Regions from separate parts of the Mus musculus genome. Here region 2 is linked to region 1. The links are chromatin loops, found by intact Hi-C in ENCODE. Cell type or tissue: left cerebral cortex. All regions are shown on one strand. Each heading gives the region's core, and the rest is flanking DNA. Links, peaks and the distances in the headings are about the cores only. Region 1 overlaps Cep350 (centrosomal protein 350). Region 2 holds the start of Gm51652 (a long non-coding RNA gene).

Region 1 (16,106 bases), core at 4,721-9,720:
TTTACTAAAGTTATGTATGTGAAGATAAAATTAATGTCTCAGTTCTCATCATTTTGACTTTGTTTCTGAAGGAGCAACTTCATCTAAAATGTTGCCTCCCTAAAGGCCTCCTTTAGGTTTAAAAAAAAATCCTTTCTGACACCATTATTCCATACTGTGTTAATTCCAAGTATATATGTTCCATCTCTTCTGGAATGGTACTAAATAGCATGGTTCCCTATAGGTGGTTAGCCTATACATGAAGTTATATAATGGGATTTCCTAAATTATAATATGGCATGGAAAAGAAATCTGTGTATCTGTGAGCATGTATGTGGGTGTATGTAACTGTTTCACATTGTAAAGGGATTCAGGATTCCTGCCTACCCTGGCTAATTAACAATAGTGTTATCCAGTTACTGCAACAGTACAAAGTCCCTAGATGTTTTCAATATGGCCCATGAATCATAAAAAGAGATTGATGTCTACTTTGTTAAGAACTGCCAGACTCAATGCTTATTCCAAACCCATGATCAGTATGGTCTTTCTACTGCAGTGAGGCCAAACATTCAATGTTAAACCATTTTAGAAGCCGGGCAGTGGTGGCGCACGCCTTTAATCCCAGCAACCAGAGGCAGGAGGATTTCTGTGTTCGAGGTCAGCCTGGTCTACAGAGTAAGTTCCAGGACAGCCAGAGCTATACAGAGAAACCCTGTCTCAGAAAAAATAAAACAACAACAACAACAACAACAAAAAACCCCACATTTTAGAAAACAATATGAGAGTTTTTCACTAAGTTTTAAGTGCTTATACATGACCCAAGCAATAATCCTGGGTATTCATGCAAGAAAAATGAAAATATATTGTATATCAACCAACAAGAAAATACATGGACAATTAAGACCTACTTACTAATCACTGGTTTATTACTAGGCAAAAATACAATGTCATACATAAATTCTAGCTTTATGTTGAATAAAATAAACTATAATAGAGTTAGAAATAAACATGAATATACATATATAATTCTGGAAGAGACAAAAAATAAGCCATAGCATAAGAAAACGGACTGAATACCCCTCTGGGAATTAACAGAAAATGGGCATGGGATGAGAGAAGTTTTCTATTGATTAGATGGTTGTTGTGGAGAAATATACATTAATTAAAACTGCACAGCTAAAATCTGCATTGTTTAATTGAATGTAATACCTAAGTAAAATAAAATAAAAATGGTGCCCTAGAGCTTCCACAAAGGAGAACACTGGTTAACCTCTGGATGTGCTGAGTTACAGTGCACACTATCCTTGTTTTATAAAACATCTGGATCTCAGAAATGGTTCCTTGGTTGGTTTGCTTAGTTCAAATAAAGCATAAAAAAAAATCAAATAAAGTGGGGGCAGCAAGATCACACAACAAGGAAAGGGGCTTCCTGCCGGGCTCTACAGCCCGAGTTCAATCTCCAAGACCGACATGGTGGAAGAAGTGATTTTCATGAGTTGTCCTCTGATCGCCTGAGACTATACACATACAATAGACAAATGCATTTTAAATAAATAATAACAAATGTTAACAAATATAAAGAACAACAATAACAAAAATCACCACCAACAAACAAACAAAGTAAAGCAAAACAAAACAACAACCACCACCCAGAGAAACGTAGTCAATTTCAGGGAAAAAAAAGGTGACTGTTATCATTAATCTTCATTAATTCAATCGTTCATTTTCAGTTATTAAAGCAGAGTATAAGACATGGAAAACAAAGCATGTGACAGAGTGACTGAGATGGCGCTCTCCAGCTCGGCTGCACATTCAATTCTCAATTCTCTTGGGGGTGCCAATTGTTTTGGTTTGTTTGGTTTGGCCTTTAAGGAAGAGTGTGGTTACAGAGCTCCAGTTGACCTTAAATTCCTGATCCTCCTGACTCAGCTTCACAAATGATAAGATTCAAGTGTCCTCTACCAAATCAGGCTTCCAGTTTCTTTTTAGTAATCCATGTGACAGTTTTTCTTTTGTTAGTTATAGGTAATATACAGACTATTTTTAATTCTCCTTGGAAGTTTGAATTTTTTTCTTTTTTTAGGCAGGGTTTCTCTCTATGTAGTCTTAGCTGCTCTGGAACTTGCTATATAGACCTTGCTGGCCTTGAACTCACTGAAAGACTCTTGCCTCTGCCTCCTGAATGCTGGGATTAAACATATGCACCACAATGCCTAGCTTGAAAGTTTTGTTTTGTTTTGTTTACCAAACAAAACTCATTAAGGGTAATTCTAAACACAAAGAAAAGAAGAAAACCACAGGAACAAATTACAAAAATTCAGCTACTACCTTTATGATCTGAGCCAGAGATACACTCTCCTGCTGAGCGAGGGCAATGCCCCTAACTCTCTCCACGTCGGACAGCTGGCGCACTGACTCCTCGAGAGCACTCAGGTAACTGAGTTCTGCAGCCATGCGATGCTGAAGGCCAGCAGGAGAGAAACGCTGAGGACCTGGGCACAGATGCATCGTTAAATCAAAAGGCTCACACAAAACCACAACACCAGCTCTCATTTTATGAGCACGTGACAAATCTACCTTTTCTTTGTACTAAAGACAGTGACTTACTAATATACTGTATTTTAATAGTTACTTCTTTTTCTCTCTTATGGGCATGTCTATATACATATTACATGCCTACAGATGAAACATAATATTTGGGGGATGAGTTTTGACTAACGATGACAACATGGAAAAAATGAACACTGTTGAACGTATGCTTTTGAATATTTAATTTCTACACAGTTTTTGCTCAATACTTAAAAGAGTAATCATATAAACTTGAAGTAACATTTCCCTACCACTTAGTTCGCAGTTTTTCTTGTTAGTTTCTACCTCTCTCTTGACAGATGGTTTCATGGACCCCAAGCTCACCTAACTCACTCGGTTGCCTCGACTGAGGTGTGTGCATCCTGCGTGTGATTTATGTGGTGTCCGGTGAGCCCAGGCTAGGCCTGCACTCCACTAGCAGAGTTATATGGACCCTGTACTTTCAAACTTTTACCTGCATGAATCTGCTTACCTGGTGCTGAAGCCATCTCTGTTTTATTCACGTCAGTAAAAGCTGCAGTGGGCTTAAATCCAGTTGTAGTTGGAGGTACTATGACTGAGGACTTAGATCTTTCTAAGGAAGTCCCAGGAAGGTCAAACTGTAACAATTTCTGTGAACTTGGAGATAGGGGAGAAGTTGGAGTCTTCTGAGATCTTCCCTTGTCTGAAGAGCCACTAGAAGTTTTTGCATAAAGACATTAGAGAAACTATTCCAAGAAGCATGTAATCAGAAAGAATAACAAACATTTTTTCTTTACCAACATGAATTAACTTTACCAATACTAGCTATGATGGAGGAGTCATCCACAGTCACTGCTTGACTGGATCGCATGAATACTTCTCTAGTTGCTAGATACACGGCGTTGAACAAGCTAGGTAAACGGCCTCTAAATAAAATAGTGAAGTAGCGTATTGACTAAACTAGCACTGAACAAGTCACATACAGCACAGTTCATTCATTCCATTATGAAGCAAAACCTAAGACAGCCACTATACACTAATAAAAATATAACTGTGTAAAAACTTTAGAAACAAATATTAAAACATGTACCTCAAATAAAATATCATTTTGTGTTTAAATTTCTTTAAAGCCATGATTCTTAATTTTCTCTGTTAAGCCAAAGGTCATAGCAAAAAGTTATTTGCATACTGTCATCTCCAAATGCTTAATATATGTTTAACTATGCATACTGAATTTTTTAATACTGTAACACTGTCTGAGCTTTTCTTAAGTAACTTCATATAACTGATTGTAACAACTCTTAAGGCATTTAACACATCACAAGACACCTCTCATTCATATTTACTTATATTGGATCTCTATTTGGTGGATAAATTAAGAGATTATCTACAAAGTATTTAGCATAGTTGTTGTTTTTTGTTTTTTCAAGTATAGCCTTGGCTGTCCTGTAACTCGATTTGTAGACCAGGGTGAACTGGAACTCACAGAGATCCACCTGCCTCTGTCTCCCAAGCAGAGATCAAAGGTATGGGACACCACACCTGGTGCAATTAAGACATTTTTACATTTTTGGTTGTGAGCCTAGCCTTTAACGGCTGAGCCATCTCTCCAGCCCTTAAGACATTTTTAATAAACTAAAATAGGTTTTCTTTTAGCTTCTGAAAAAAAGTGATAGATTTCAAAGGCAAAAATTGGGCCTACCTTGAATATCTGAATAAAAATAGTGTTGAAAGGTATTTACTGGCTTAACGAGATCTCTACCAGATGACTTAGAGAGTCTAACAGTAGTCCCCTACACACACAGTGGGGATATGTTTTTAGTACCTCCAACAGATCCCTGAAACCACACTATTTACACATATACATGTTTAATGCCTTTCCTGTACATTAAAAAATATATATATATTTTGTGTATGTGTGTGTATCTGAGTGTATGGTTCTGTAGGACCTGGTGCAGGAGCCTAAGGTGACCAAAACAGAGCACTGGATTCCCTAGAACTGGAGTTACAGGGAGTTGAGAGTAACAACATGGGTGCTAAGAACCACAGCCGGGTCCTCTGGAAGAGCCCTGAGTGCTCTTATGCACTTAGCCATCTCTCCAGCCTAACTTTTTCATCTTAACTTGCTACTTGCTACCCGGTGTGGCTGTGAACGTTAGAGTTTGAGGCACTACAGTAAAACTATTTTTTTGTTTGTTTGTTTTTTGTTTTGTTTTTTACCATTCCCATCATTTCAGTCTTTTACCATCCCATAATTTCAGGAATAAAGCATTTCTCACAGTAGTTCTTTGCTACATAACTTCAGCATACAATCTTTTCCATTATTATTATTTTTACCTTTCCCTTAAAGGAAGCACTTTATAAAGTGTTTCTTAGCATATACAAATCAGCACCATTACTACCCTTCAATTGAACCCATTATTACATAGACAAAGGTTTAATTAGACTCAAATACTGCTCAAGAGCTGAGTCGCATGAAAGACGAGTCGCATGGAAGATGAGCCTGAATCCTACGTAATTACTCAGAACAATAGTACTGTAAAGAAGGAAGTCATTTATTTCTACCATTTCCCACCTAATATTTTATAAGGACAGTTGACCAAAACTGAGCCATGGAAAGCATAGGAGACTATAGTCAATTTGATTTATAGTTCCTAACATGAATTCTCATTTTGAATTCTACCACATCAAACAAAATAAAGGACTCTATAACTCACTGTATGGTTTTACAAGATGAATTTATATTTGCTTGGCAGAGATGATTCACTTAGACTATCATTTCAAAAAGTTAAGTTCTCAGTGTTCTCAAATACATTAAAAAAGTTTTTTTTTTAAATTATATTCCTCCTTTACAAGGTTCAAATTCCTTTATCCATTGTGACTCTGCACAGATGAAGAGCGAGACACAGATCCCACTATGGAGAATTTATTAAGCTTACTTAGATTTCATTTTCTTTTCTTTTCTTTCTTTCTTTTTTTTTTTTTTTTTTTTTTTTTTTGAAGACAGGACTATTAGATTTATTTAACAGCTTTAACGCATAACAACTGAACAACTGAGCAGAATCTATTTTTTTTTCTTCATCTCTTTTTTTTAATTGGGTATTTATTTCATTTACATTTCCAATGCTATCCCAAAAGTTCCCCACACGCTCCCCCACCCACTCCCACTTCTTGGCCCTGGCGCTCCCCTTTACTGAGGCAGATAAAGTACGACCAAGGGGCCTCTCTTTCCAGTGATGGCCGACTAGGCCATCTTCTGATTCATATGCACCTAGAGACACGAGCTCCGGGGGGTACTGGTTAGTTGCAGATCCCTTTAGCTCCTTGGGTACTTTCTCTAGCTCCTCCATTGGGGTCCTGTGCTCCATCCAATAGCTGACTGTGAGCATCCACTTCTGTGTTTGCTAGGCCCTGGCATAGTCTCACAAGAGACAGCTATATCTGGGTCCTTTCAGCAAAATCTTGCTAGTGTATGCAATGGTGTCAGCGTTTGGAAGCTGATTATGGGATGGATCCCCAGATATGGCAGTCTCTAGATAGTCCATCCTTTTGTCTCAGCTCCAAACTTTGTCTCTGTAACTCCTTCCATGGGTGTTTTGTTCCCAATTCTAAGAAGGGGCAGTGTCCACACTTTGGTCTTTGTTCTTCTTGAGTTTCATGCGTTTAGCAAATTGTATCTTATATCTTGGGTATCCTAAGTTTCTGGGCTAATATTCACTTATCAGTGAGTATATATCATGTGAGTTCTTTTGTGATTGGGGTACCTCACTCAGGATGATGCCCTCCAGGTCCATCCATTTGCCTAGGAATTTCATAAATTCATTCTTTTTAATAGCTGAGTATTACTCCATTGTGGTAATTGTACCACATTTTCTGTATCCATTCCTCTGTTGAGGGGCATCTGGGTTCTTTCCAGCTTCTGGCTATTATAAATAAGGCTGCTAGAAACATAGTGGAGCATGTGTCCTTATTACCTGTTTCCCCACTAGGTTCTTTCAGTTAACCTTAGAGCCTAAGCCATTAGTATTCTGCTCAGGAAATTTCCCGGTGTGCCAATGAGTGTGGAAAGGTATTCCGTCATGCCACAGGGCATAGCCATTGGGGGAGACAAAACTGTGGGTGTTGGGCTTCAAGGAAGCAACGAGACACCATTCCAGGGGTGGGAAAATGCACTCTGAGATATGGGAAAGCTGAAGCTGGTATTCCCTGACTCCCCGGACACCCACTTGCTGCTAGAGTGCAGGCTGAACAGTGGGCTGAGAGCTGCAGCTTAGCTTATCAGCTTGGCAGGCAGTTGTGTGGTAGCACAGAGAGGTCTACTGAGATTTAGACTGTGGCTCTATAGGAGAAGGTCTTCTCCCTGCTCCCCATGGTGGTAGATGAAAGAGATGGTCTTTGGTTTCAAACTGTTTATTGGTTGTTCATCGTGAAAAATGGATGCAAACCAACTTCTCAGGGTGGATCAGATTCAATACCCTTTTCAGGGAGAAATGTCTGGGAGCTGGAGCTTATTGGCTAAACCCTGAGGGCCTCTAGGTACCTCATTAGCATGGAGAACTCAGGTTTCCTTATGTGGGAAGTGGGGCACATGCTCTAGGCCAGGAATCTGGCAGGGGCAGGAGGCCACCTATTGTCTCAGGTGTGAACCCCAAAATCCCAGGGACTAAGATCTGCTCCATCTTACCAAGTTTCCTGGCAAGGTCCAGTGTCGCACAAATGAGTTTGAGGCTCTTCCTACATTCTCTTATTTTCAGTTTCATGAGGTTGATCTTAGAGCCTGAACCCTTGGTGTTCTATTCAGGAAATGTCCCCCTGTGCCAATGCATTCAAGGCTCTTTCCCACTTTCTCTTCTATTAGACTCAGTGTATTATTTGGTTTTATGTTGAGGTCCTTGATCCACTTAGACTTGAGCTATGTGAAAGGTGATAAATACAGATCTATTTTCATTCTTCTACAAACAGACCACCAGTTAGACCAGCACCACTTTTTGAAGAAGCTTTCTTTTTTCTAGTGTATGTTTTGACTTCTTTGTCAATGATCAAGTGTCCATAGGTGTGTGGGGGTTTCTTTCTGGGTCTTCAATTCTATTCCATTGATTGAACTTTCTGTCTCTGTATCAATACCAGGCAGTCTTTAATACTATTACTTTGTAGTACAGCTTGAGGTCAGGGATGGTGATTTCCCTAGCAGATCTTTTATTGTTGAAAATTGTTTTGGCTATCCTGTATTGGTTTTTGTTTTTTCCATATAAGTTGAGAATTGCTCTTTCCATGTCTTTGAAGAATTGTATTAGAATTTTGATGGGGATTGTATTGAATCTGTAGATTGCCTTTAGTAAGCCAGTTGCTAGAAACAACCCAGATGTCCCTCAACTGAAGAATGGATACAGAAAATGTGGTTCATTTATACAATGGAATACTATTCAGCTATTAAAAACAAGGATATCATGAATTTTGCAGGCAAACAGATAGAACTAGAAAATATCATCCTGAGTGAGTTAACCCAGACCCAAAAGGACTTACTGATAAGTGGATATTAGCCAAAAAGTACAGAATATCTAGGATACAACCTACAGACCTTAAGTTTAACAAGCAGAAATGCCCAAGTAAGGATGCTTCAATCACATTTATAAGGGGAAAGAAGATAATCATGGGAGGCAGAGGGAGAAAGGGACCTGAGGGAGAGAGGGGAGAGGAGGGGAAGGGGAAAAGGGGAACAGTATCAGTTATGGGGTGGGGTATAGGAGAGAAGCCCAAAGGACCAGGAGTATGGATGGAAATATGCAGCCTCAGGGGTTAGGAGATGGGGGGACCCTCTAAAAAGTATAAGAGACCTGGGAGGTGAGAGACTCTCAGGACTCAATGGAGATAACCTTAGCCAAAATGCCCAACAATGGGGAGAGTCCACCTCCAGTAGATTGACATGGCCTCAAGTGGAGGGACTGGGTTACCAACCTACAGTTAAAATTTCTGATCCAGAATTGTCCCTGTCTAAAAGAACTTTTTGGGACAAAAATAAAGAAGAGACTGAAGGAAAGGTGGTCCAGTGACCAGCCCAACTTAAGATCCATCTCATGGCGGGGAGGGTGTATGGGAGGGGGGGCAAGGCCTGACACTACTACTGATGCTATGATATGCTTACAGACAGGAGCCTAGCATGGCTGTCTTCTGAGAGGCCCTACCAGGAGCTGACTGAGACAGACGCAGATACTTACACCACTGGACTGACGTCAGGGACCCTTATGGCTGAATTAGGGGAAGGACTGAAGAAGCTGAAGAGAAGAGACCCCTTAGGAAGACTATCAGTCTTAACTAACCCAGAGCCCAGTGAGCTCCCAGAGACTGAACAACAAATCAGGCATCATACACAAGCCAGTCCAAGGCCCCTGGCACATATATAGCAGAGGACGGCCTGGTCTGCTCTCTGTGGGAGATGTGTCTAATCCTCGAATGACTTGAGGCCCCAGGGTAGGGGGAGGTTTGGTGGGGGAAGAACATCTTGGTGGCAAGGGGGAGGGGGAATGGGATGAGAAACTGTGGGGGAGGTACCAGGAGGGGGAAACTGCTGGAATGGCACGGCACTCCTGTAGTGAGATCAACGGCAATGACAGCAGAACCACTAGAAGCTCAAGGGGACAGCAGCTTGATGTTAATGTTAGAACAGAACCAGCATGGCCCATACAAGAGAGACGGAGAGGAAGGAGAGAAACAGAGAGGAAGGAGAGAACTGACTCCTCCTGAAATTGTCCTTTCACCTCCTCACACGGAAAGTAAACCACAAATGTCCTCCCCCCAAACACACACACACAGTTTTAAAACATTTTTAAAAGAATGAAAAATACAGGTATACAAATTCCATGATCAGTGTGGAGGAAGAAATAATTTCAACAGTGAGATGGATGAGAAGGACACTGCACAGCTGTGTTTCAAGTGGAAGAGTGGAGTTGAGAACACAGTATGTAGACATGAGGTGCCCTGCGGTGCTCTGATGGGGACACTCCAGGAGGACTAGATTATTAAGCATCTCTCTGTGGGGTAGCTCACCTCATGAACCCCAAGAGAGGCAAATGCTTATACAAAAGATTGAGCCAAGAACAGTGTGACGATGATGTCAGGAGAGAAAAAGGGCTTGTACTTGAGGCAAATAATTACTAGAGATGTTTTAACAATTGCAATGAGGAATGTCCACATACCAAAACAAAGTATACAGCTGTGAACTAAGTTACACAGTATACACAGTGCCCTTCAGAAAGTCAACAGCCCATCCCAGCTCAGACATGACCGTGAACTGCCAAGCTGATATTTACCAAATTCACTGAACAATAGATTTAACTTCCATATATACAAATAGCAGCATAAAGAATCCAGGGCTTTACCTCACAGAGTGCCCAGACAGGTCTTCCAGTGTGCTCTCAGCATCCAGAGTCTGCTCAGAGTCTCCAACAGCAAGTTTGCTGCCAGTCCCAAGCTTCCTGCTTGGATGGGAGCCGCGTTCTGAGTCTGACTGTACTTTTTCCTCATCAATGAGTGGGTTCTGAGCACTTCCAGTGAGGGAATCCAACCCTGGAAAGGAAATTTTTGTAAGAAAATTTCCAACATTAGACTTACTAAAAAAATTTCAGTAAAATAAATTACAGATCAGAGTATTTTAAATTAATTTATATTTAAGACTTATTTTTCATATCTAAAATAAAGCAGTTCATTTTTCTGCCTCCATTTAAGAAAATAGGCATATGGCACATGTCTGTAATTCCACAGTCTGGTTATTCTACTTGTGTGAAGTAGAGAATAGTCACACTTACAGAAGCAGTGGCTGTCAGTAGCTGTGGAGGAAGAGTGGAAATGGTAGTGGTGGCAGTCACCATGATACAAATGTGGACTTAATGTCACTGAACGTGAAAATGATTTAAATGAGATGGTATCTCAAGCCCATGCTGGCATTATTATTATTATTTTGATTTTTCTGAGACGAGGCCTTTATAGACCTGGCTGCGCTGTAACTCACCATATAGACTAGACTGCCTCAAACTCACAGAGACCAGACTGCATCTGCCTCCCCAGGGTGAAGATTAAAGGATGCCTAACCACATCCAGCTATGTGTGCATTATTTCACCAAAATAAAATTGTAAATGTTAGCACTATCATCTTTACATTAAAAATTATGGCCAATTAATTTTTTTTAAATATAATTTCCTATACTGACCAGTTAGTTTCTTCCCATATTCCTATTCCACCTCATATTTTTCAAGTCAATAAGCACAATTTATTTTTTCAATTAGGAAATGTGTGTGTGTGTGTGTGTGTGTGTGTGTGTGTGTATATATATATATATATATATATATATGAAATTAGGAAATGTGTGTGTGTGTGTGTGTGTGTGTGTGTATATATATATATATATATATATATATATATATATATATATATATATTTTTTTTTCATATATATATATGAAAAATCACTCCCAAGCTTGAAACCATTATGTGAGCACAAGAAGCTTTTGCATGACCTCTGTATCTCCCTACTTATAGGTCTATAGAATAAATATGGGACTAGAGAGGTTGCTTAGTGGGTAATGTGCTTGCTGCCCAACCAAGAAAGTTGGGATCCCCTAACCCCACACAAGACCAAGCATAGTAGCACGTATCTGCAATCCCAGCTCTTAAACAGTGAGATGGAAGAAAAGAATCTCAGAAGCTCATGGGCCAGTGAGCTTCTTGTATGCACAGTCTGTCTCAAGGTGGAAGAAGAACTAAACCCACCACAGTTGTACACTGACTTCCACAGACATACACACATGCTCACGGAGTGATTTAACAGAGTGGAACTATATACATCAGCAGGTATATCAAGCACTGAGTGCCAAAAGGTCCAACTACCATGCTAAGTACCATGGAGCACACATCACTTCCACTAAACACCCATGCTCTTCAGATCACCCTATCAACTCCAGTCTGCTTTACAGGGAAGGACACTTGAGGACTATGTTTGATGATGCTTAGAAATGTACATGATATATTACCAAGTTGGGTTTTTTAAAGCAGTTGCAGAGCAGTATCATTTGTATTTCTTTTTAAAATAAAGATATGGCTTCATGTATATATTTGAAAAAGTCATCAAAAACAATGATAGCAGCTGCCTCTGAACAAATGGATTATGGATGACTTATACTTCTTTTAAATTTTGTATTTTATTTATTTGTGTGTGGGAGAGCCAACTGCACACTTAGAAGAGTGCCACTGCTCACACAGAGAGAGAGGTCACGGGATGACGATGTGTCCTCCCCTTCACGTTTGCATGGGCTCCAGGCTCAGGCTCAGGCATCAGGATTGAGCAGCCATTGCTTTTCCCTACTGAGCCATCTCCAGAGTGTGCTGGCCCTGATTTATAGAGTTCTTGAATGAGCATCTGTAATTCTTAAATTTTTAATTATGTATTTTGTCTGTATTGAAAAATTTATACTAAAAAGTTTGATGTTATATAGCAAAAGATATTTCACAAATGTAAAAGCTAATTACATTATCATAAATAAATTCATCTCCTAACTGAAGAACCAAACTATAACTTTAGGTCACTAGCACACAACTATGAAGAAGAGAGAAGCCATCAGGTGGGACTCCACTCACAGTCCATCTTGTCTTTCTTCCCCTTCTTCCCTTTAGAAGCTGAGGAGGAGCGAGTGGACCCAGCAGAGCGAGCTCCCGAGGAGTGCTGGGAGGTAGCATCCACAGAGGCAAGGTCACAGGCAAACTGTCTGCTCAGATGCTCCTCCTGAACGCCCAAGCTGCTACCATCAACTCTGCCAAGGAGAAAGAAATACGAGTTAACAAAAAATAAAAATTAAAAATTAAAAGAAAATCACAAATTCTGTTTCAAAGGAGCTCAGAGTACCTAGATCAGATGGCAAAGCAAAGCTTACTCTTGAGTAAAAAACAAACAAAAACAAAACAAACTTACAACAAAAGGTACTCAAACTAACTAGTGGCAGGAATGTCCCACAACTACTGTAAATTTATCCATTTTAATAGATTCTCTATGGCTCAGTTTATTACTCAGATGAGTTGTTTACTGGAGTAAAACCAAATAAAATGTCTCAGGCCTGGAGTCGGAGCTCAGTTGGCAGGCTCTGCCTGGCACGCATGAGCCCTGCGTTTGGTCTATAGAACACCATAAACTGGGAAGAGGGTCCGAAGTTCAAAGCTAACCTTTGCTACACAAGCCCTGGGGGGGGGGGGGGGGGAAGAGATGGAAAAAAAAACAAATGCTTCAGACATTTATGAGAAAAAATACAATGTTGACGATGGGAAACTGTGGCCTCAGTTTCTACTCGAGCTTATACTTTCATTCAGCATAATTATTTTTCCTCTGATAATCTTATACAGAAGAATAATTTTAATATATTCTACTTTCACCTAATAGTAAAATGTATTAAATAATATTGGTTGATGACATTAATTAAATCCTTAAAAAGACCTTAATTTAAAAATCTAATCTTTTCTTTAGGCTCAAAATTGAAACTATATTTTTCCTACTATACTTTTATGAATATTCATACTATTCCAGCTAGTAGAAAATTAGCAGAACTAATGTCTATAAGGTTATTTAATAATTTCATAGGGGTATAAAAAATACTGAATATGGAGAATGATAAATTTACATGGTAATAAAATTTAGGGGAGAAACTCTAGAAAAGTCAAATTTGTTTTGTGATTTTGTACAATTTAACTTCTGTTCTTCAATTTCCTGTCTAAACCTGGTATTCTAAGAATACTCCTTCCCAAATCAGGCTACTATAAAAGTGAGTTATACAGGCAAAGCCCATCCTTTCAGTGCCTTGCATATTAAGGGCTCAATATAATCATCAGTTGTTATAATCAATTATTTCAAAGCTTAGAAGTTTACTGTATACCAAAATCAAGACGTTTTCTTGATTTAAAAAAAAAAGTATTTTTAGGATCATAAAGTTAAATGTCTACCTGATTTTCCTCAATCTACCACAAAAAACAACTTTTTTATATTTCTTATATTAAGACCATTTCCCAATGCTATCCTCTGTTGGGAACTCACAGACTGACTTATAATCTGTATTCTCTTTCTTATGTACCAAGTCCTGCTATAAGTATTCTATGTTCCACTCACCAGGTGTGGCAGCACACGCAGGCAATCCCAGAACACTTGAGAATTGGAGGCAGGAGGATCAAGAGTTTAAGGTCATCCTTGGCTACATGAGACCATATCTCAAAAAAACAGAGAACATTTACTGACTGTTCATTTCTAACAACTCTGGGAGGTAAGCAGGTGACGATTTTCACCAAACAATGAACTCAACTGAACTATCAAGTCAGCTCAGGCAGTCTGCGCCCAGAGCCCATGACTGGCCCGTTACACAGCCTTTATATGTATCAACAATTAAGATGTGGCTTATATCCTGACCGGAGCCCTTATCTGTATCCAGATTTGCTATCAAATTCTTACTGGGATTCAAGAGTTGACTTCCTTTCTGTCAGTGTCCCACTTCCTGGAGAGGAGACAAAATCATCTTCATAGGAAACGCTGCTGAGTGGGGTTGCGGTGGCATTCAAAGGCCGTGATACCAATGTTCCCCTGTCTTCAAACCCTATTAAAAAAATAATAATTGAGGTATGGTTAATACAAAATAAAATTTAAACTATAAGCAAAGCATTCTATAACATCATGTTACTAACATAAACAAGGGATTCTTTCATTTGCTTTTATAGTTTTTTTTTTTTTCAAGACAAGGTTTCTCTGTGTAGCCCTGGCTGTCCTGGAACTTGCTTTGTAGACCAGGCTGGCCTCAAACTCTGAAATCCTCCTGCCTCTGCCTCCCAAGTGCTGAGATTAAAGGCGTGCGCCACTATGTTTGGCTGTCTTCACTTCTTTAGGAAAAATATGAAAATAAATAATGTATCCATTACTAGCTTCAACAACAACCAATTAAAAACCAAGCTACTTTCAGTGAAACAACCTATTCCTCTCTTCTTCTGTGGTCCTACAGAGTATTTTGAAGCAAATACATATATTTCATCTCCAAATATTTCAATATAGGTATAAAATTTTAATGAAGATCTAATACAAGAATTTAATAGTGAAACCAATTTTCTTATTAAATTGGTCAAGACGGAGTGATGGATCAGCAGTTAAGACCTGTGGCCCTCATCCAGAGGAATGCCCTACAGGGCACTCACAATCTCTCTAACTCCAGGCCAAGAGGACTCAACACCCTCTTCTGGCCTCTGCTAGCACCAGGCACACATAAGACAAATAAATGTACAGGCAAACCACCCATACGCAGAAATAAGATAATAGTAAAATAATAAAATAGTGATTTAAGCACTTTGCTTTCAACAGAAGAAACTGAAAGAGCATTAAAATCAAAAGCAGCCTAAAATGACAACTGTCCCTGTTTGCTTTCTGTTGCTGTGATAAATATCATAGCCAAAGACAGCTTGGAGAGGAAAACACTTCTTTTTCTTACACTTCCAGGTCCCAATCCACAACTGAGAGTAATGAGGGACCAGCTCAAGAAGGAGCAGAGGCGAGACCCACAGAGGAAGCCTCTTCCTGCTGGCCCCGCTGCTCAGGCTCAAGTTCAGCTGGGTTTAACTTTGTTTAATACAGCCTAGGCCTACCTACATAGGGGTGGTACCTCCTACAGTAGGCTTTCATGTCAACCAGTAAAACAAGACGATGCCCCACAGACACGCCCACAGGCCAGGGTGGACTAGGTAAATCCTCAAGAGGGGTCCCCTCATCTCAAAGGACTCTAGTTTATGTCAACCACTGATATAAATAAAGTAACTAAACAAAAGAGAGCAATAACACACAATTATCACAATATCTTTAAGTGCATACATGTAAATTTTAAGAAAATGAAATGTAATACCAAATTGAATGTAATAACAGATGAAACCAACTCATTTGTCAAATAATTTGCTCCATTTATAGAGTGAAAATCTACAACCTAGGAATTCTAAAGTTATATTATTATACGTTTGGTAGAATTCACCTCTAATAAAGAGAAACAGCGCTAAACCTGGCGGGATAAACTTCATCCTAGAAAAGGAAAGCTGGGTGGATTTAAAAAAGAAAAAAACCAACAATAAAAAGAAAATTATGAAATAATTATCTAAATATAGTATAGGCTTTTTCTCACCTTTTCCATATAACTGATATGACTTAGTAAAAATATTAATGACGCTGTGTGGACTTCCCTTTGCCAGTTCTTCCCATGGTCCTTTGCTTTGTGTACCACCTATGTGCCCAAAAAGTGGCAAGAATTTCTCAGCTTCTTTCTGAAACTCTTTGATGGGTTCATAAGAGTTTCTCTCCCCAGCACAGAATTCTTTTTCCTTTAAAATTTCCGCTACCTTCAAAAGGGGCCGTGCATCCCGGCGTTCTTCTTCCTCAGAGAGACTCCCTTCACTAAGAAGAGGCCCTTCACTGACTGAGTCTATGCTGGAACAAAGAGACCTTTTGGCTCTTTCTTGAGAACAGGCTTGTATGTCAGAGCTGGAAGAATCTGTCTGCCTCCTGCACAACTGTGCCAGCAGCCCTC
Region 2 (16,106 bases), core at 5,626-10,625, 47 kb before region 1:
ATAAAGAATGTTATGTCTTCAAGCAGAAGAACATGGTGGGGATATACTATTATTCTTCTTAAAAAATAAATGTTTGGTGGCTAGAGAGATGGCTTAATGGTTAGGAGAATTTGCTATTCTCGTGGAGGACCCAGCTTCACTTCCCAGTACCTACATGGCAACTCAAAACCATCTGTAACTCCAATTCCAGGGGACCTGATGCTCTCTCCTCAGGCATAAGACACACATGTGATGCACAGGCATACATGTAGGCAAAACATCCAGAATATAAACAATAAAACAGCTTTGAAATGTAACACATTTTTCTGGAGACCCTAAGTTCTCTAATATGTGTGTGTATGCAAGAGAGAGAGAGAGAGAGAGAGAGAGAGAGAGAGAGAGAGAGAGAGAGAGAGAGAATGTAAAAATATGAGATTATGTCTGAAAATTTAGGACTTTAAGGGCTAAAGTAGCAAATTAAGAAGAAAGTATATAATGAGCTAACAACTCAGGAATTGGGTTTTGTATTCAAATCTCTACTTTACCGTTACTGGCAGGAAAGTAGCTTTTATTTGCCTCAGTTTAGTTTCTTCATATGACTACATTTTATTTTCAATAATCATTTTCTAGTAATTGTTATCTCTGAGTTAAACTGAAAAGAGCTACATATGATTATTTATCACATTATATAACAGATAAACAATTACCAGGGAAGAATTTAAAGATGTTAATAGTATGCAGCTATTTGATTTTCATGTCTCCCTTTTTATCAGAAATGTGGGACAATAAAAACTGGCTTAAAAAGAACAGAGATAGGAATCTTGGAGTTACCTCCTCGCCCTACTGCTCTAGGAGACCTGTCACCAGTGTCTGTGTCTGGATCCTTCTACCCGAGTCTCTCAGGATGAGCTTCAGGCTCTTCCCACACTCCAGCACCTGGCAATCCAGTTGCTGCTGAATAATGAAGACTTGGCTGTCTCTGCTCTGAAGGACCTCCCCTCAGTGTTTTTCCTGCCACTGTTCAAGGAGGCCTTCACTAAAAGACGACGTAAGCTTATGAAGCACCTGGTAGTAACTTGGCCCTACCACAACCTCTACATTGGCCCTCTGAAGCACAACTTCAATCTGTATAACTTCAAGGGTGTTTACGATGGAGTAGATTGGCTGAGTAACCAGAAGGTTTGGCCTAGGAGGTGTAGACTGAAAGGTCTATTTGCTGGATGCCAGCCATGACTTCCTGGTAATGAATCCTGGACAGGATCATCTCTGCACACCACGGCCCCAACGAGAGGAGGAAGATCCCACAACAGTGCCGAGGAAACCAATAACTGTTTATGCTGACTCTGCCTTTATGGCAGATAGTCTCAAACCCTACCGTGATTTATTGGAGGAGAGTTTCAATGAGAGATTGACTACAATGAGCTTGAATTTTAAGGAGATGGAACCGCAAAAGAAGGCTCAGATACAAGGTGTTAGATCCCTTGAGATATCCTGGGATCTGTAGTTACATTCAGGCAGTTTTAAGTCACCTGGCATGGATGCACTGAAGAGTAGCCTGTGCTCTTAACTCTCTAGACATCTCTCTAGCCTCAAAAATAATCACCACATGATATAGGCTGGCTTGGAAGTCACTATGTAGACTGCTTTCACCAACTTCTGCCTGTATAGTAGTATTGAAATTAAAGTGGTGCACGCTTTAAAAAAAAAAGGAACTGAGTGCGGGAACATAAGTTCCCAACAGACGCTGCCCTTGGGATTCTAAGGTAAAGGGGTGACTTGAGCCCAAGAGTTTCTCTTCAGAGTAAGCAACAATCCAATCCTGTCAGTAACCAGTCTGAGATAAGTGCTAAGAACCTAACTTGGAAAGACATTACATGTTCTTAAGTGCTCAACCATCTCTGCAGCCCCAGAAATTCACTTTTGTAGAGGTAGAATTCTGTAGGCCTTACACTATGTCTACACCACTTTTTTCTTTCAGTAACATACCAACATGTTCAGCAATGGATGCCAAGGACCCTCTGGAACGCTCTGACTCTGTTACAGATTTCCAAGTTTTTGCTGTTTCAGATCTGAAGTGGAAAAAGTAATAAGATGAAATGTACTGCAGATACTGCATGACTGACAACAGTAAGCAGGCATCCTTAGACAAGTCCCCCCTCCTCCCTGCAGCAGGTACTTCTGTTTCTGACTCTTGTTGTTCTCTGTGGATAAACTCAATGAGACAAGCAGAGACCATGAGGCATCAGATAGCTTATCTTGTCTTTTTAGCTACATATTTCTAGATTTCTAACCATTCAACTTCCTTTCCTGCTGCTCTCTGAAGACAAAAGGCATGTCTTTTATATTCCTTGTTTTATATGTACACCTCAATCATTAAAATTAAAACAAAGAATATACACACACATTCTCTCTCTCTCTCTCCCTCCCTCCAGTGACTTGCTCCACACTGACCACACCTCCAGCCCCTCCTTGTTCACCAGCTTCCTTCTCTACAGCTGCTGGCCATGCTGTTTGCTTTCTGCCTTTTGCTTATAATAACTTAAATGTTGCTATTTAGTTTTATTTACTACTTGCATCCCCTTTTTCTCTAAATGCATGTGTTTCCAGCTTTATCTACCCTCTATCTGACACCCACACAACTCTATTTGTATGAATCATAACATCTCAAAATGAACACTTAAAACCAAAATCCTAAGTTTCCCACAAGAACCTCTTTGCTTTTAAGATAATGAAAGCCTATCTCAACTGACTTAAGAAATACAGGAGCCCTTGTTTTCCTGTTTCCCATCCAGCACTTTAATTAGACAATACCACTTCTTAGAAATTTCTAAAGTATATCATCGTCTTTCATTACTGCTGTTTATTTGAGGCTTGGCTTAGACTGCTTTTCTTTTGGCATCTAAGCCTATTTCTTCTACTCTTTCCTTAATATTAAAGTCAGAAAGCTCTCTGAATACAAATATCTTCTGATGCTGGAGACTGAACATAAGCTAAATGTGCTGATATTCTGCTGGTGAACAAGAGCCTTATTAACTGCTGGTTTACAGAAAGATCTACTACCCTGATTAATAAAGCCTTTCAATAAGTACTTTATTTGCTTATGTGTATCCCAGGCTGACCTTGAGCTTGCTAATGTAGAGGGGGTGACTTGAACTTCTAAGCCTGCCTTTACTTCCTTAGTGCTGAGATTACAGGAGCTGGAGTTACAGATGGTTGTAACTCCAATTTGGGTGCTGGGATTGAACTTGAGTCCTCTACAGGAGTAGTATGTGTAGTATGTGTTCTGAATTACTGAAAAATCTCCCTAGCCCTGTTTGTTTCCTTTCTTCTTTCCTTTCTTAAAGAAATGCATGTGGGTGTTTTGCTGCAATGTATGACTGCTGCAGTGGCTACAGATGCCAGAAGAGGTCTATCAGACTCCCTGATCTTAGGTTTACAGACTGCTGTGAGCTGCCATGTGGGAGATTTGAACAGGGTCCTCTAGAAGAGCAGCCAGTGCTCTTAAACACTGAGCCATTTCCCCAGCACCTTAGGTGAGGGGCTGGATAATACATAAAAGTTGCACCATGCATATCAGGCTGACCTGGCACTCACTATGTAGCCTAGATTGGTTTAGAACTCATGATCCTTAACCTCCTGAATGCTGCCATTTCAGGCAGGAAACACCACACTCAGCAAAGCGTTTAGCTTGTTCCTGTTTTCTTATACCAACGGGGATAGAAATCCAGAGTCTTGTGCATGGTATACAAGTGCTCTACCATGAGCACTCCAGCCTTCAAAATCCTTTAAAAACAACTTTAAAGGCTTACATCTCACAGTAAAATGTGAACCACTAAAACTAAATGCACACAAAGCCTTCCCAATGTGGCTTTTCCTTATTTCTCCAGTCTCTCCGAACTCCAGCAGTACCCAATCACATTTACCGTTTTTTTTTCTCTTCATCATTCATGCTTCTCTTCTCTTTGCTTTCACATATGCCTGTTTCTCAGAAGCCTCTTACCCACTGTCCAAACCATTTAACTGTTATAACTTGACTTTTTAACCTAGTATAACATATATTCTACTATTGCTATCTAGTCCCTTGTATATTTTTTACTGGATATATAATATTCTATTACCTGAATAGAACCATAATTTCCTGAGATATTTCACTCATTTTTGGAATTAAAGATCATTTCCAATGTTTTATAAATATAAACGAATGTCATAATAAACATAAAGTTTGCTATAATAAATATACTTAGTGCAAACAGAAATTTTTGGCATGACATATTTTATCAAGCTAATTTTCTAGACACAGGGTTGTGGAGTTGAAGATTACAGGTGTTTCTAAGACACTGCCATATTTTCCAAGGATCCACATGCAGCTGTCTGCTCCTTCGCAGTGCCGCAGACTGGCTCTAGCTGCACGGCCTGGTGCAGGTTCACAATACACAGTGCAATTTGCACTTCCTCAGTGACTGTGCACTTGTCATGTGCAACACTTTTATGTTCATGAAACAAACAGTATTTTTACTTGTATCATTTACTGTTAGTTAAAAGATCACTTCTACTAAACATCTTTCCTTATCCATTATCAAATAAATCAGTATATATGTAAGTTTTAAAAGTTCTTACCTGTGTAGTGGGTGTGGCTTGATTTTGGGTTTTTCGGATACGGAGGAGAGAGTTTTCATTTGAAATTTGGATGTTGGGGATATGTCTAGATCTTGGCTGAGTTCACCTTCAGTTTTCTTAATGAATTCATCATAAGTCTACGTTTGGAAGAGTGAGAGAAGTTATTATGCACACTGTTCTAAAGGGTATTTTATTATTTTACCCTTTCCAGAGCTGAGGACCGAACCCAGGGCCTTGCGCTTGCTAAAGGGTATTTTAAATCATAAGAATATTTAAAATTTTTAAATAGCGTAATTTAAATATTCAACTAGTAAAAAGACAGACTATAAAGATTCCCTCCCTGCTCCCCGCCACATCTTCACCACTATAGGAAATGAAGCAAGAAATTATAGTTTCAATCCAAAAATATTATGAGTGATAACCACCCAGGCACGCTGAAATCGTTAACTTGTTATATGCTATTTTCTACAGTAGACACTATTACTTTGTGGCTTTGGGGTGTGTGCATTGGTGATTGAGGTTGGTAGCTTTAGCTGACCTTGAATTCACTATGTAGAGCAGGACTTGAATTCACAGAGACCCATCTGCCTCTGCCTCCTCCTAGTACTGGGACTAAAGACTTGAGTTACAACACTGCCTTGTATGTTGTTTTGTTTCTGAGGTTCACTGGCTGTAAATTTCTTAAGAAATAGAAGTTAGGGGAAATTGAGTACAACTAGTCAGAAGGTCAGAATCACTACCACTGCTGCCTGCTTATTAAAATGCCCACTCTTTACTAACCACCAGAACTTTAATACATCGTAACTATCACTAGTATGGCATTCAAGATGGACCGTCTCTCTAGTACATGTCTCTTCCACTTGGAGGGCTAACCTCACTTGTGTAACTATTATGTGTAGTAGCTCAAAAAAGCTCAGCACTTTTTATTCAGGCTGTATTTATGTCTGGCCTAAACTAGACTAAAAAGATTTCTAGTCAATACATCTTTAGAGAATGAAAGAATGATGGATGGATCCTTGCTAATTATTACAAATTCTTAATGTCTGGACTAAAATCCCTACTAAATAGGTAGATAACTCTTATCTTCCATATTACCTTCATCGGAATTACCAATGATTTGACAAATTTTAGTATTAATCATTAACTAAACATATATGCATGCTGGGCCATCTAGCTAGGTCTTTATAGAAGGTATAGCTACTCAGATCTGAAAGAAATACCGATCTAATGTAGTTTATTAAATCTGTGACCAATAAATCTTTTTTCATATAAATTGCCATGTATATTTATTTCTCTATGACATAACGTCCCTTTCATTTGTACTTAGCTATTCAGCCAAGTGCTGAGTGAGATGGATCATGTGGCACTTTTTCTGGACATTTCTATCAATGAAATATTCTTTACAACTTTGTAACTTTTTTTTGAGACAGGATTTAGTATGTAGCATGGACTAAGCTCAAACTTGAGATCCTCCTGCCTCAAATTCCCGAGTACTAGGATTATAACAATGAGCATTTTTTAGCAACATTATTGACTCGTAATTTATTTCCAGTATGACTTTAATGGCTCACAGTTGCATGACTAATCAGATAAAGCTCAAATTTCTTAGTCTAGCCATTAAGTTCCTGAATGTCACCTCCACTTTTAAACTTTCTCCCACTGCTTTCCTACATGAACTCCCAGTAGAGCCACTGCTTATTCTAAATTCCCTAGAGCTAGAGGTGCAGTATATAGCTCAGAATGATCAGGAACTCACTATGTGGGTCAGCGTGGATTTGAACTCCCATTTCTATTTCAGATTTCTATGCTGATTATAAGAATGTGTGGCTATCTAGGGCTGGTTATTTATTATAACCACTCTTCTGACTTCAAAACACTAGTTACCACGCCTGCTCTGTCAGCATGTGATGCACCCATGCGGATGTTTATTATTTCCACACTTATTAAAAGGCCTATTTTCATGGGAAAACATAGAATTTGGAATTAGAAATAAATAAAAATCCTGCCTTTATCATTTGTGGGCTGTGTGTCCCTGGATCCTTAATCTTATTGAAACTCAGAGGTAATACCCATACTTCACTCCTATGAGGATTAAAGAAAATGCATTCAATTATCCGAGTTCCTGTTATATAAAAATAGCCATTTGAATTTCGTAAGGAACTCAATGGGTAAAAATTAAAAGGACAGATAATTTGGTTCAACACAGCAATGCACTTTCTCACACTTGGTAAGCTTGAAGGCCTAACAGTTACAAATGTTTTGAAAATTTGAAAGTATCCAGGTAGAAGCGGTGACATGAGGACAGACTGCTGTCCTAACAGGAGTTCAGATGGCTTTTATGATGAATACCATGACTTAGGGCAAGGAGGCTAGGGCAGCAGGGAGAGGCTGTAGGGAGGCAGAGGAGGCTGGGGGAAGGAAAGAATGGAAAGGAAGAAAGGCAAAAGAGGCAGGGAAAAAGGGGAAGAGGGAGAGGAAGACAGACAGACAGAAAGAGACAGAGGGAGATGAGATATATAGAAAAATCAGCCAGAGGCAGTAATAACCAAGAGACTGTACAGATAATACAGATAAGGGGCCTCAGAACCCGAGCCAGGCCCTAGACTAATGGCAGCAGGAAGGGAATAGAACAAAGGGGCCTTGGTAGAAGAACATCAGGGAACCGGGACTATAGGAAGAGACAGGAGGAGGACAGCAGCAAAATCAGGTTTCGTATCAGGCAGAACACGGAAGGCTGCTTAGGAGGGAAGCGACTGCAGCTATCAATTAAGAGCTGTCCAAAAACAGCCCAAGGGTCGTGTGGCCTTCTTTCTAGAACAGACTGGCAACAACAGTGTGAATATCTAAATCTATCTATTTGTCTATCCATCCATCTTAATGTTTTTAAGAGATTATAATCTTTTTTATCACCATAATCTTTTTGTGACATAGTTTTTCTGTGTAGCTCTGGCTGTCCTGGGACTCGTTCTGTAGACCAGGCTGGACCTGAACTCACAGAACTCCTCCTGTCTCTGTCTCCAGAGTGCTGTGATTAAAGGTGTGCACCACCACTGCCTGGCCAGTACCATAATCAGGAAATTTTTTATTTTAGTATTTAATATTTAGTGTAATACTGTAGATATCTTCGGATTTGTTCTTAAGGATGATAAAATGTGCACTACATGACTACTTTATTAGCAGTAAACACCTGAGCTTCTGGCAGGAACTAACCTTGCCCACTGACCCATCCCCCTCTCACCTCCAGCTGTCTGAGCAGACTGGCCTCCTGGGCCTTCAGTCTCTCCTTCTGTCTCTTCCTCTGCTCCCTCTTCAGCTGCTCCACGACTGACTTCCTCTTCCGCAGCTCATCCTTCAGAGCTCTGATCCTCCCTTCAATGTCACTCTGGTCAGATGTGGTTTCTGAGAGAAGCAAAACCTTCTAATTAATTTTAACAAAGAATAAAATTAACTCAGTAATTAATAAGGAAAAGCTATAATGCTTAAAGTTAATATTTAAAATTTTTAAAATTGAGCTACTGAAAAATGTTATTAATAAAATACATGCTTGCTTTCCCAAGATCTTCCCTTTGCTTTAGTCTTACTAATTGTCTTTCTGATTTCTAATGGTACTATTCGTTTGCTTTTATTTATAATTACTGTGACAACTGTGCCTGTGTGTGTATGGTGTGTGTGCATAAGTATGGATGTATGTGTGGAGGTCAGAGGACAACCTGTGGGAGTTGGTTCTCTCCTACTGTGAGTCCCAGGGCCTGAGCTCAGGTTGTCAGGGCTAGGAAGCAAGGATTCTAAACCATTGAGCAATCCTGTCAGCTCACTATTTGAAAGTGCAAGTACACTTTGAAAAACCATATCTTAGCAAGATACATAGTTAAAGTTTAAATTTTTATGTTAGTGAAATTTGTACTTTCTGTAAAAATTTACTTTTGGTAGCAAGATGTTCATATAATTGTCCTCAGATATTAATACATGCTGTTATATTTTTAAAGTCAAATTAGGATAAAATAGAATTTTACATTTTTGAATGTGAATCATTAACTGAAGTCTTATTATCACATACAATAAAGAGAAATGCCCTACTGTTGCTTTGAAGGCTTTACAAAGTACTAAAGTAAACCTGATGAAAACTTGTTTCTCCCCAGTACTTTACTTCTGCATATTAGAGGCCTAGTCATGGCAATGTCACAGGGAGGCAGGCAGCGCATTATAACCTGTCCTACAGAGGCTAAGGAAACAAACAGGCAGCATTCAATGCCACTGCTTACTTCACTGCACAAAGAGATACCACAGTACACAAGTGAGTTTTCCCACACCTCTTAGAATCACACACTGATGGCATTTCCATACACTCAGTAATTTCATACTGGAAACCTCAGACTCAGATGTGCACCGTTGCATCCCGAGACTAGGTTATCTCAGATTAAGTTACCTAAGAAACCATTGAAATGCAGAAAGAGTACTGTCTCTTTAAAATGGTGTGAACCCAATATCTGGGCTCCAAAGAAAAGCCAAGTTCCCATGATCTCTAAGCACAGACGTAACGTCCTAAAACCAGCAGTGTCAGGAGGAGGGCATCTGAGCATCATCTTCATGGGCTTCCTCTTAACTTTTGAAGAAAATAAGTGGTTTTAGATTAAAAGCTCTAAGCACTTGGGGCTTTATATTCATTTGCTGTAGTCTGGGTTAAATTAATCATCTTTCCTAACATCAACTTCTCTGGCCTGAGGAGTTCCATGCTTCTAAGCAAAGATGGCACATGCCTGTCGTTCCATCCCTGGGAAGGTAGGAGGAGGCCAGGCGGGCCTACATGAGATCTGTCTCAAAAAACAGAGTTAAGCTAGGTGTAGTGGTACACAGCTTTAATCTCAGTTCTCGGGAGGCAGAAGCAGGCTAATCTCTATGAGTCTGAGTCTAGTCTGATCTACATAGTGAGTTCTAGGACAACCAGAGCTACATAGTGAGATCCTGACTTGAAAACAAAACAAAACAACAATAAACAAAACCCTCAAGAGTTATTTATATGCCTTTAAAGTTGAGATGTTACTTTGTTAAATGTAGGAGACCACATGTAAACTTTGCTCTCCACATGATTTTGAATCAATATATTTTTAAAACTGTGAACATTTAAGAATATCTAGATAATCAATCACAAGGAAAACAGTTCAATTATGGTATATTATCTACCTTTTAAAAATTGTGTGTGTGTGTGGGGGGCGGTTCATATGTGTGCGGTTGTACATGGATGTGTTTGGTGGAGGCCAGCATTCAACCTTGGGTGTTTTTCTTCAGGCACATCCAACTTGTTTTCTGAGACCTGGTTTATCCCCACACCATGTCTAGACTGGCTGGCCAACAAGCCCCAAGCACCTGCCATCTCCACTTGCCCAGGACTAACATTACAACATTACATGCTACATTATTATATTACATGTTACATTATAACATTGCATGCTACATTATTACATGTTACATTATTATTACTATTACATGTTACATTATAACATTACATGCCTTTAATAACATTTCCTTTACACGTGGGTTCTAGGAACCAAACTAAGGTCTTCATACTTGCAACAAGTACTCCCCTGATTAAACAAACTTCTTGCCCAGTCCACTTCCTCTCATAGAAACAACTAAACCATTTTTACTTTAAAAGAAAAAAAAAAACCAAAACAACAACAAAATCCTCCAAAACAAAACAACAAAACAAACACTAATGTCTTTTAAATTAAGAATGAGCTCAGCCGGGCATGGTGGCGCATGCCTTTAATCCCAGTACTCAGGAGGCAGAGGCAGGAGGATTTCTGCGTTTGAGGCCAGCCTGGTCTACAAAGTGAGTTCCCGGACAGCCCAAGGCTACACAGAGAAACCCTGTCTCGAAAACAAACAAACAAACAAAAAAAGAATGAGTTCAAATGGCAATATATGCTTATCAATATAATTAATATGGCAATACTCGATATTGCATTCACTTCCTCATAATTCTAATAATCACAACACTTTCCCTTTAGCTATGCTTCTCAAGACCAACAAACCCCTGACGCCTTGCAATGGAGAAGCTACTCAGTCTTTCAAATCAACATCCAACTGAGACATGATCAGGGAGAGGTCTAAAAACCCAGAATGCTCCTATTGCCATCCATAGGCTTCTGTTTGTCTGCATGGCTCCTTTGAGATTTGTGCTATCCTGTCCCACAACCTTCTAACCTCATGGTTACTAATAACTCATTGAAAAAAATTAATACACACCCACACATGCAGCAATCAACAGTACCTATGAGGCACTGGTGTTACAAACGTTAAGAAAACAGAACCTGCCGCCAGGAGTTCAATCCAGACCTGGTGAGCCAGCTGATCTACCAGCTGTGCTGTGCACGTATGGCACACTGAAGTCCAGAGTGCTGTAGAAACACACAATCACTGTCGGACATGGACTGACGGAAAGAAATGTTTGGAGAAATAAATGTCTACTAACACAAGAGGATAAAATTAGTCACAATTTGTGGAATCAAGGATGTAATTATCAATGATAACCACTGTGCTATATGAATTAATCTTGGCCATACAAAGCAACAAAGGATAACCGAGTGCTAGCATGTGGTCAAAGCTTAAAGAGAATTCAAAAACAAAAGAAGAAACTCACTGTAACCTTACCTGACTGTGTCATAGACAGTGACTCATCTGACCAACTGTAACAGGGTTGGTGAGACTTGACAGGCAGATGACAGTGTCCTTCAGTCCTGTGACTTGCTTTGCTAGATTCTTGCTTTGACATAGATAAGCAACTTTTGGGAGGTGACTGTTCAAACAGAAAGATAAACAGGAATTATTTTGTCATACAACTGAACTTATATTTAAATCTGAGATATAACTAAGTAAAGACAACAATTACAACATTTTAAAATGTATTTATTTATTCCCTGTATGGCGGTGCACTATGAGCACAGCTAGTGCCTATGGAGGCAGCAAAGGCTGTGGAATCCCCTGCAACTACAGTTACTGCCACGTGGGTGCTGGGAACTGAACCTGGTTCTCTGCAAGAGCAGCAAGTGCTCTTTTTTTAAAGTATAACATTTTCATATCAAATAAGCATTAAATTTAATAATTTATATAATAACTGAATACATTAAATTTTAGCACTATTTTATAATTTCACAAAAGGTAAAAAAAAGAAGTTTAAAAAACATTATTAGAAACAACCTAGATGTCCCTCAACTAAAGAATGGATAAAGAAAATGTGGTACATCTACCTAAAGGAATACTATTCAGCTATTAAAAACAAAGACATCATGAATTTTTTGGGCAAATGGATAGAACTTGAGAATATCATCCTGAGTGAGGTAACCCAGACCCAAAAGGACACACATGGTATGTACTCACTTATAAGTGGTTATTATCCATAAGATACAGGATACCTATGCTACACTCCACAGACTCAGAGAAGTTAAACAAGAAGGAAGGCCCAAACGAGGAGGGAATATAATACTTGTAGGATGAAGATTGAAGAAGGGAACTGGATGAGAGAGGGGACTGAGGTGGGGGGTCAGGATCAGGTGTGGGGAAAGACATGAGGGATGGCCAAATGGCCATGAGAATGAATGGAAATCTCCACCTGGCAGGGGTGGGAATCATCTAGAGGATGAGACAGAGACCTGGGATAGGGGAGGCGCCTAAGAATCAATGGGAGTGACCCTAGCTAAAACTCATAGCATTGGGGATATGGAACCTAAAGAGGCCATCTTCTATAGCCAGGGCAGGAAACCCAATGGAGCAATTAGGGACACCAACCCACCCACAAAACTTTCAACTCAAAAATCTATCCTGTCTACAAGAAATGGAGCAGAGACTGAGTGAATGACTAACCAATAACCAGCCCAACTAGAGACCCATCCCATGAGCAAACACCAATCCCTGACACTATTAATGTTACTCTGTTATACTTGCACCCAGGAGTCTAGTATGGCTGTCTTCAGAGAGGCTCCACCTAGCAGCTGAATCAGACAGATGCAGAGACTCACAGCCAAACAATGGATTGAAGGCTGGGGACTTTTATGAAGAGTTGGGGAAGGATTGAGGGCCCTGAAGGGGATAGGAACTCCACAGGAAGACCAATAGAGTCAACTAACTTAGACCCTTGGGGCTCTAAGAGTCCAAACCAGCAAACAAAGAACATACACAGGCTGGACCTAGGCCTCCCCACACATATTTAGCAGATATGCAGCTTGGTCTTCATGTGGATCCCCAACAACTAGTGCAGAAGGCTATCCCAAAAGCTGTTGCCTGGCTATGGGATATGTTCTTCTAGCTGGGCTGCCTTGTCTGGCCTCAGTGGAAGAGGATATGCCTAGCTCTGTAGAGACTTAATGTTCCAGAATTGGGTGATACCCAGGGGGGACTCCATCCTCTCAGAGGAGAAGGGGGCGTGGAGGAGGGATTGTGGGAGGTGTGACTAGGAGTAGGGGCAGCAATCAGGATATTAAGTGAAAAGAAAATGAAACCCTTTTCTTTTTCTTCTTTAATGCAATTTCTTGATTAGCATAAGAATACTGGGCCTCATTATATTTTAATTATAATTCATTATATTACATTTATATATAGTCTATATATTCAATATTATATATAATTTAAGCCAGGTTCTCATTCTGAAGACTAAGGATGCTCTTGCAGAGGACCTAGATTCAAATCCTAGTACCCACATGGTGGCTCATTACCATTTGTAACTCCAGTTTCAGGAGCCAATGTCCTCTTATGGTTTCCTTGGGTACCAGGCACACAAATGGTGCAGAGACACACATGCTAGCCAGACACCCATATACATAAAGTAACAATTTTAAAACAAAATTCTAGCCATAGATATTTCTATCCATATTTTTTAAATGAAGGAGGTTTTAATAGGGCCTGTCACATGGCTCAGCAGAGTCAAGCACTTGTTGCCGACCCACAGCTTGAGCTTGACTGCAGCCCATGTGGTTTAGGGGAGCACTGACTCCTACCAGTGTCTTCTGACTTCTACATGCAGAAACATGCACACTAGCACATATGTAACTTTCTTCAGTAAAAAAGCTTTACTGTTACATTTGTTAGTGTTTCATATTGCTATGCTGATGTCTTAATCTTGTAGAAATCAGTTTAAAAACAGGCAAGTTTGAGTTTTTATCTTTCTATGAAATACAGAAGAATATTATTATTCTAATAATGCCCAGTGTAATAATTGAAAACAATTCATTTAAAATATTTTAAAGCAATATAATCATCACTCTTACTCTGATTATGAACTAGCAATTACTAACTAAATTATAGCAAAGACACTTTGGTATGTTTTAAAGATTTTATGCTTTCTAAGACAAAGCAGATTTGCAAAAGAACTTGTCATGTTCGCACAAATAATCTTCATTTCTCTGTGTGTATGTGTGTGCTTATGTATATTCGTGCACAAGCATGTGCACACGCACACACACACACACACACACACACCACATGCTAGTCAGAGGAAAACTCTGGGAATGTGAGAGTTAGCTGCCTCTATCCTGAGAATCAAAGCCAGGCTTAACACCCTTTCACCCACCCACTGAGCCGGCTTACTGCTCCTCTTATAGACTTTAAAAGTCCCTTCCCATGTTAAGTGGTTTTTATGTCCACTTGACACAACCTAGAATCACCTGAGAGGAGGGAACCTCAACTGAGAAAATGCCTCCATAAGATAGTGCTGTATGAAAGCTTGTAGGGCATTTTCTTAATTAGTGCTCATGGGGAAGGGCCCAGCTCACTGGTGCTACCCTGAGCTCAGAAAGAAAGCAGGTGGATCTAGCCTGTAAGCAGCACCCTCCATGGCCTCTGCATCAGCTCCTGCCTCCAGGTTCCTGCCCTGTGTGAGTTCCTGCTCTGACTTCCTTAGATGATGAACAGTGATTTGGAAATGTAAGCCAAATAAATCCTTTCCTCCCAGCTTTCTTTTGGTCATGGTGTTTCATTACAGCATTAGTAACTCTAATTAAGGTACTATCTCTTTAATATTATTACACTTGACAGAGTATAATTTTGACTGCTACTAAAGCTAAATTCATATACTTTTAAATGTAAGCCTTTTAAAAGCTTTATTTCTGTCCAAATGTCAAATCCTGCACGTTACGAGCACGGGTGTCAGCGCTGCCCTTAACAGGCATACTACAACTATTAGTAGTACCTTCGTAGCACACTGGCTTCCCTAAGCCAGTTTTAAGATATGAAGAGTCATTAACTCACATGTTTGCTAGGAGAGGTAGATTCCAGCTCCTGTGAAAAAACCATCTCCTCAGTAAGTGTGCTGTGCTCTGGACTCCCAGGCTGTGCCTGTACCCTAGCCTCAGAAGGAACACATAAGTCAGAAGGACTGCCGAGGTCTTCTGGAATACAACTTTCACTGTTCCTCGGAGAGTAAGAAGGCATTGGTGATCCCTCTTCACTTGCTATTCCTAGAAACACAGGGTGAAAACAAAAAGTGTCCAATCTTTGTCGATGAAGAAGTAAACTTGTTACATTTAGACTTGTTTTCAGCGTAAAACCACATTATTTAACATTTTCTAATAAAGTCTGTTCATTAGCAATTTTGGCTGACACCATCGGAGAACAGATGTTCATCATGTATATCCAGTGGTGATGGCTGGCTAAATATGAGGCTGCACAGCAGTTATAACTCACAAATTGGAAACTGCTTCAGTCACCTTGGAAAGTATTTTAGTGCTTTTTGAAAAGATGAAACAAATATTTTATGACCGAAAACTGCTACTCCTAGGTTATATTCCAGAGAAGTCTTAGTATATACAGCCGACATTTTCCATGCTGAGAGAAGCCCAAATGTGCCATATTCATACAGTGAGGTACTACAGAATGTTTGAGTGAGACCCGAGGCTGTCCTTTGTCTGCCACATGCATGTGCAAGGCACACACACACTACTGTGTACACACATGCACGCAGGCACACAGACAGGCAAGCACACACATGCACACACATTCAGTTCCTCACTAGTACTAGTTAAACTTCAAGAGGTTGCCCAACTAGCTAACACACGTGGATACAAAACACTGTGTCACATCATAAAGTCCTCTTGGGCAATTAAGAAATTCATGGGAAATTAAGCTTAACAAAATCCAAAAAAGCTTGCCACTGTTGGAACCTGAGCTGTCACAAGTACATACAAGCAAGTTCCTGTAAGGGACTTTGTGGCATTGTGCAACTATTGGGAGTACATCACTGCACAATGACAAGAGCATAGCAAACAGTGAACTACTTCTTTAATCTATTCTTTAACAACGTCTACCTTTAGACAACTTAAGAGTCATTGTCACTATAGCCAGAGAGATGGCTCAGAGGGTAAAAGTGCTTGTCACTCCAGGCTGATGACCTGAGTTTGATCCTCAGAATATACAGTAGAAAGGGAAACAACTCCCCAAAGTTGTCCTCTGGCCGCCACACCTGCATCATGGTACACTAGAGCTGCATTCACAGGTACTAAAACATCACACACATACACAAT

What was found. A loop is a pair of places that touch in the nucleus more often than their neighbours do. Peaks named below come from ENCODE experiments on the same cell type or tissue, not always from the same donor. Only the 100,000 strongest peaks of a DNase experiment are listed, where the experiment ranks them.
Region 2: it touches region 1 in a loop (2.2-fold over the local background); 6 of 42 quality-filtered maps call a loop at or near these places.

What each region holds. Positions count from the first base shown.
Region 1 is chr1:155,912,409-155,928,514 of GRCm38, forward strand. Cep350 (centrosomal protein 350) reads right to left here. Exons shown (of 38, transcript NM_001039184.1): 12 at 15,705-16,106; 13 at 14,006-14,147; 14 at 12,157-12,329; 15 at 9,906-10,092; 16 at 3,041-3,243; 17 at 2,308-2,471. Among named protein-coding and RNA genes, the nearest start is that of Gm37383, 35 kb to the left of the region's middle. In left cerebral cortex, for the core only: no CTCF peak of the experiment used is centred there; a DNase peak (open chromatin) is centred at 6,762.
Region 2 is chr1:155,864,075-155,880,180 of GRCm38, forward strand. Cep350 (centrosomal protein 350) reads right to left here. Exons shown (of 38, transcript NM_001039184.1): 29 at 14,836-15,044; 30 at 11,248-11,392; 31 at 7,835-7,995; 32 at 4,597-4,733; 33 at 1,966-2,048. It overlaps Gm51652 (a long non-coding RNA gene), which reads left to right and starts at 2,048. Exons shown (of 5, transcript XR_003948067.1): 1 at 2,048-2,106. It also overlaps the pseudogene Gm36934. In left cerebral cortex, for the core only: no CTCF peak of the experiment used is centred there; no DNase peak of the experiment used is centred there.